Linked DNA regions of Homo sapiens: region 1 is linked to region 2. A link is a contact called in ENCODE Hi-C or POLR2A ChIA-PET data. All regions are on one chromosome and are shown on one strand. The core of a region is the stretch at or near the end of the contact, and the rest is flanking DNA. Distances in the headings are between cores, read along the strand shown. Region 1 has its middle 180 kb from the start of GRIN2B. Region 2 holds the start of H4C16 (H4 histone 16).

Region 1 (2,780 bases), core at 3-2,502, 610 kb before region 2:
ATCAGATAAAGAAAATGTGGTACATATACACCATGGAATGAATACTACACAGCCATGAAAAAGAATGAAATCATGTCCTTTGCAGCAACATGGTTGGAGCTGGAGGTCATTATCCTGAGTGAATTAATGCAGGAACAGAAAACCAAATACCACTTGTTCTCACTTATTGGTGGGAACTAAACATTGAGCACACACGGACAAACATGGACACTGTGGACTACTAGAGAGGGGAGGCAAGGGAAGAGTGGTGTGTGAGTTGAAAAACTACCTATTGGCTACTATGCTCACAACCTGGGTTCAAACCTGCACATGCACCCTCCACATTTAAAATAAAAGTTAAAATTTAAAAATTAAATAATGCAAACATATAGGAAGAAGGAGGAGGAGGAGGAAGAGGAAGAAGAGGAGGAGGAAGAGGAGGAAGAAAAAGAAGGAGAAGGAGGAGGAGGAGGAGAAGAAGCCACCGCCTAAGGCCACTGGGCTTGCTGACCTGCCCCAGAGCAAGAGAAGGAGCACCAAGGAGCAGGACTCAGGGGTATAGCTCGATGGGGGAGGGGCACAGATGATTCCCTTGGGTCTCTGTTTCCTGAGGCATGCAGAAGATGGATTCTACAATTTGCTGCAGACCCTCAGTAGGGAACCTTGGAGGACAGATGTCCTCAATACCAATGCCAACAGAGCACCTGGGATGGAGCCTTATCAGGAGCATCTAAAGTCATTCCCAGTACTACCAGTGGCAAACCACTACCCTTCAAGCAACCAGCCAGACAGTGAGAATGATTAAAAGAAACGTGGGGAGGTGCCACCATCTGCATCCCTCAGCCTTGTTCCTGACTCAGTCTCAGGGAGGTAAGCAATGGAGGAAGGAGGGAGATGGAAAGAGCAGGTGATGACAGCCACCCTGTTGACCTAAAGAAAGAAATAAAGGCACAATTAACATAGAGAGTTTATTTGCGCCAAGGTTGAGGATGGCTACCTGGGACACACATTTAAGCTGCCTTGAGGAGTGCTTCTATTTAGTCTTTGTTACAAGCAGGTTTTTAAAGGCAAAAGGGGAGAAGGAGTGGGCAGATACAAAGTTGTTAGACAGGAATTCTCACTGATTTATGGAATTAACATTGGTTAGTGATTGGCTTTACGTTGTTGAACTACAGTGTATGAGTTATGATGTCCAGTGCAATGCATTTTATGGCTACTTGGCATCAGTTACTCTAGAGCCCACAGAGCAGGTGGCTTTAAGATGAAATGATTTAGCTCAAAGGGAAGTGAAACATGACTGCTGTCACACACTGTCACAATTCAATGCTTCACTGGGCCTGATAATTAAAGAGGGTTCACTCCCTTCCTCTAGGCCCCTGAAACCTGAACTGGAGAGAGGAGTGAGAGAGCTTTGAATTAAGCATCAGACAGATGTTTGTTATGATTTGAATGTATGCATCCCTCCAAAATTCATATGTTAGCAGCTAATACACAAGGTGATGGTATTAGAAAGTGGGGCCATCGGAGGGTGATTAAGTCATAAGGACTTCACCTTTATGAATGAGATTTTGTGCTTACAAAAGGGCTTGAGGAAGTGAGTTTGCCCCTTCTTCTCTTCTGCTATGTGAGGACATAGAGTTTGTCCTCATCAAAAGATGCAGCAACAGGGCACCATCTTGAAAGCAGAGAGAGAAATTTTACCAGACATCAAATCTGAGAGATTTGTTTGGTGTTACGTATAGATGATGTCTGGTAATTAATGAGACAACAGAATGTTGTAGGATTTGCTGTCTTGGCTACTGTAACTCATACTACACATCTACAAGACTGTTGTTTAAATAAAATGTAGATAATTAATTCTCAATTTGCTTATAAACTGAGTAATGTTGTACTATAATGTGAACCCAAGAACATGTTGGAAAACATCCACTGAAAAATATATAACACTAAGAAAATTGCTGTGATAACAAACCTACAATTCTGGCCAAATAGAGCAGATATGTTGTTATTTGTGGTAAATCTAATAAAGCAGGTTATTTGAGCTTATTTGTGTTGCTACTGTAGAAAGTAGAATCTCCACTCTCTCAAAAATGTTTAACCAGTATATACAAAGTAATTCGTCACCAAAAGCAACTGTCTTATTTTAATATTCAAATTTTCTGCTTGTTTCTCCTTTACTAAATTTAAAACTCTTTATTGAATACATTCTCAGAGCAATTCTACTTTCTACCAAATCTGCCAGCAACTTGGTCTTGGACTTCCCAGCCTCCAGAACTGCGAAAAATATATTTCTTTTTCCGTTTTTCTTTTTTCTTCTTTCTTTTTTGAGATGGAGTCTTGCTCTGTCAGCAAGCTGGAGTGCAGTGGCGTGATCTCGGCTCACTGCAACCTCCACCTCCTGGGTTCAAGCGATTCTCCTGCCTCAGCTTCCCGAATAACTGGGACTACAGGCACGTGACACTATCCCCAGCTAATTTGTGTATTTTTTAGTAGAGATGGGGTTTCACCATGTTGGCCAGGATGGCCTCAATCTCTTGACCTTGTGATCTGCCTGCCTCTGCCTCCCAAAGTGCTGCGATTACAGGCATGAGCCACTGCGCCTGCCCATATTTCTGTTATTTATAAATTATCCACTCTCAGTATTTTGTTATAGCAGCAGGAACAGATTAAGATAATGTTTTAAAATGAAGAGGACTAGGGCTCACAAACTGAAACAAGACTATTCTGAATAGCCCAAAGTGACCAAAGTAAAAGAAATCAGACTGAACTACCATTAAGGGAGCTGGTTCCCAAGAGAAAGT
Region 2 (2,700 bases), core at 81-2,580:
ATTCTCACTGAACTTATTAGAACCTAACCCGCCACCCGTTTCCCTTCTAGACCCCCAGGCTGCTCTGAACAGGGCCTTTACTCGGAAGCCAGGGCTTACCTCCCGGCTGCGATAGGGTTATTTGTGATGGGCATGACACTGCTCGGAGCGGGGGATTCCCGGCAACTTGGCGACCTGCAGGTGATCTGGCCTTTCATGCCGGCGTGACCCCCACTGCCTGCCTGCCAACTCCACGCCCGCCGCCAGGTGGCCGAGCAGGACGCTACCCGCTTGGCGTAGGCAACTTTACGCAGCTGGCTAAGAGGGAATCGCAGGGTGTCGCGAGTTTCGCCCGGCCGCCTTAATCTCAGCATCTGAGCTTGGTCACCTCTCACTCAACGTCAGCGATTAAGTAAAATAGTACCCAGTAAGACTACGCGCCACACTAGAGCTGCATTCAGCTTTCGGGCTTGCAGGTAGCGGCGTGCTGCGACCTCCCATTTCCTGCGACTTAGCAAGCCCTGCACACGCACGAACCGCCCTTGACGCGTGACGCTCACCCCTGAAGGCCAGCAGGAAGTCACCTAAGCCCTGATTTACATGGAAGCCATCCGATACGTGCTTATGGGCCAACGACTCGGCCGCTTAGAAGACCATGACCAGTTCTAACACTAGGGCTTTGTACAAGCACTCTTCTAAACAAAATCCGGTGTCTGGATTTTGGGAGGTCACTACTGCGTTGCGCGGCACCTCCAGGGTCGTACCTAAGCACAGGCGGAACCCCCTCCTTGAGGTCTAGTTCTCCCCGTGCCCGCCAAGTCTAATCCCGAGCAGATGCTCGGGCCGCGAATATCCCATTTCCGGTATCCGGAAGGCGACATCAAAGGGTTGATATTTACCCGTTATCTAGGAAGTGTTAACAGCTCTTTCTGTGACAGTTTGGGGGCCCTGAAAAGGGCCTTTTGGAGTCTGTAGAGAAGCTGTGGGGACAGCTCAACCGCCGAAACCATAAAGGGTGCGACCCTGGCGTTTCAGCGCGTACACCACATCCATGGCCGTGACGGTCTTGCGCTTGGCGTGCTCCGTGTAAGTCACCGCGTCACGGATCACGTTCTCCAGGAAGACTTTGAGGACTCCCCGGGTCTCCTCGTAGATGAGACCAGAAATGCGCTTGACGCCCCCACGTCGGGCGAGACGGCGAATCGCCGGCTTTGTAATGCCTTGGATATTGTCCCGCAGCACCTTCCGGTGGCGCTTGGCGCCTCCCTTACCCAGCCCCTTGCCACCTTTACCTCGCCCAGACATTCTGAAATCACAGCGCCTACTCAGCAGAAAATCGGGCTGCCCACTGTGATTGCCAGTCGCAGACCAGGGCTTATAGTCTCTCGATGCGGACCTGTTTGAAAACATCAAAAAAGTGGGCGGAGCTCTAGGCCCCACCTCTGGAGACATGCTATAGTTGTTAAGTCCAGGAAGCAGTCAGCGAAACCAGCCTGATTTTTTTGTTGTTTGCTCTTTTGGGAAAATTTTTTCTGATGTTTGGAGAAAGGTTCATGGTGATACGTTTTAAAGTTAAAACAGTATGAGCTAAAAGAATTTATATTGCCTTTTCTCAGCGCTTAAATAAAAGTAGGCCAGATCCTATGCACGTTCCTTGTTCTGTCCCTCCCTCCTTCTGTTTTTTCAAACGGAATTCCTGACTTACTATGAAACTCTATAAAAACCTGAAAAGCTTTACATCCGAGATTTCAAAGCAATTACTTAAAATTTAAAATTTTTCACACGTGGGTCTTCTGAAGACATAGTAGGGGGAGAGGACTTTTTTCTCTTTTACGGCCCTGCAGATAATTAAAATTCTTTCAATTGAAAAAAGAAAGTGCAGCTTCCCGTCCCCCACCTACACTCCACCCCCACCTCCCCCCGACCCCCGCCATTCCCCTTTCAGCTGCTTCTGCGCAATTTGCAGGTTTTCCTGCCCTGCAAGAGCCTGTGTGCTTTTCAACCAAGTAACTTCCTGTGGTTATTTAGTTGAAATATTGTCAATGTCTTATGTCATTCAAATCTCAGGTTCTCATCTCACATTTTCCACTTAAAAATTCAAAGTTCTTGTAAAACAATGGATGCCACAATCATGACTTGGAATAATGATTTCTACTGCAAATCCCCTCAGGAGGTTCTGAATCCCTTCCTTTCTCAAGAGAATCCCTGAACAAAAACGAAAGTTTCTGTAAGGTGTCACCGCTCTTCAAAGGTGTCAGGACCCTGTCTTCTCTAAAGGTTTTACTGTGTTAAAAAGCAGCTGTTATTTAGAGGATGAGTCATAAGTCTTTCCCAGGTAGTTAATTAGGATTCTGAGCAATGAATTTTAGTAAGTGGGGCTTCTTTGTCCCTGGTCTTGAAGATAAGCCTTTACAGCAGGAAGACTTTATGGTAAAATTTTGTTATATTTATAAATGCCTATAGTTTACATTTGTTTCAATCCATGCCCATCTTCATAACCCAAAAGGTATTTATTTTTCTTTTACTTTTTGTTAAAGATAAAAGAGTTGGAACACTGTCTTGAATGGCTGGAAAAAGTCCTGAATGGTCGAACTTCACTCATGATTTTAATATTTGACTCAGAGGGAAGAGGAAAAGTCTATCAGATCTTGAAGAGATAAGAATTATTGTAATGGGGCCGGGCGCGGTGGCTCACGCCTGTAATCCCAGCGCTCTGGGAGG

The links. Hi-C counts contacts between places; a loop is a spot of excess contacts on that map. ChIA-PET counts read pairs that join two places held with the same protein, here RNA polymerase II (POLR2A). Pooled maps may share reads with other maps.
Region 1: a map of OCI-LY7 shows a loop between it and region 2 (4-fold over the local background). The contact joins the enhancer-like site here to the promoter of H4C16 in region 2. A Hi-C loop is called at or near these places in 1 of 168 maps with a recorded cell type or tissue (OCI-LY7), 5 of 37 single-sample maps with no recorded cell type and 6 of 50 pooled maps. POLR2A ChIA-PET finds 5 or more read pairs at or near these places in 3 of 52 experiments (A549, OCI-LY7 and activated B cell).

The regions. Positions count from the first base shown.
Region 1 is chr12:14,156,024-14,158,803 of GRCh38, forward strand. No RefSeq gene overlaps it. Among named protein-coding and RNA genes, the nearest start is that of GRIN2B, 180 kb to the left of the region's middle. Within about 2 kb of position 1,253, at least 2 of the 41 ENCODE cell types and tissues checked have a DNase peak (open chromatin) inside an H3K27ac peak, as active enhancers do; they include OCI-LY7, where a contact is called at or near this core.
Region 2 is chr12:14,769,801-14,772,500 of GRCh38, forward strand. It overlaps H4C16 (H4 histone 16), which reads right to left and starts at 1,331. Exons shown (of 1, transcript NM_175054.2): 1 at 920-1,331. The coding sequence starts at 1,284. The coding sequence ends at 973. It overlaps LOC105369669, which reads right to left and starts at 857. Exons shown (of 3, transcript XM_047429947.1): 1 at 100-857. The coding sequence starts at 353. RefSeq lists enhancers at 1-552, 553-1,149, 814-1,143.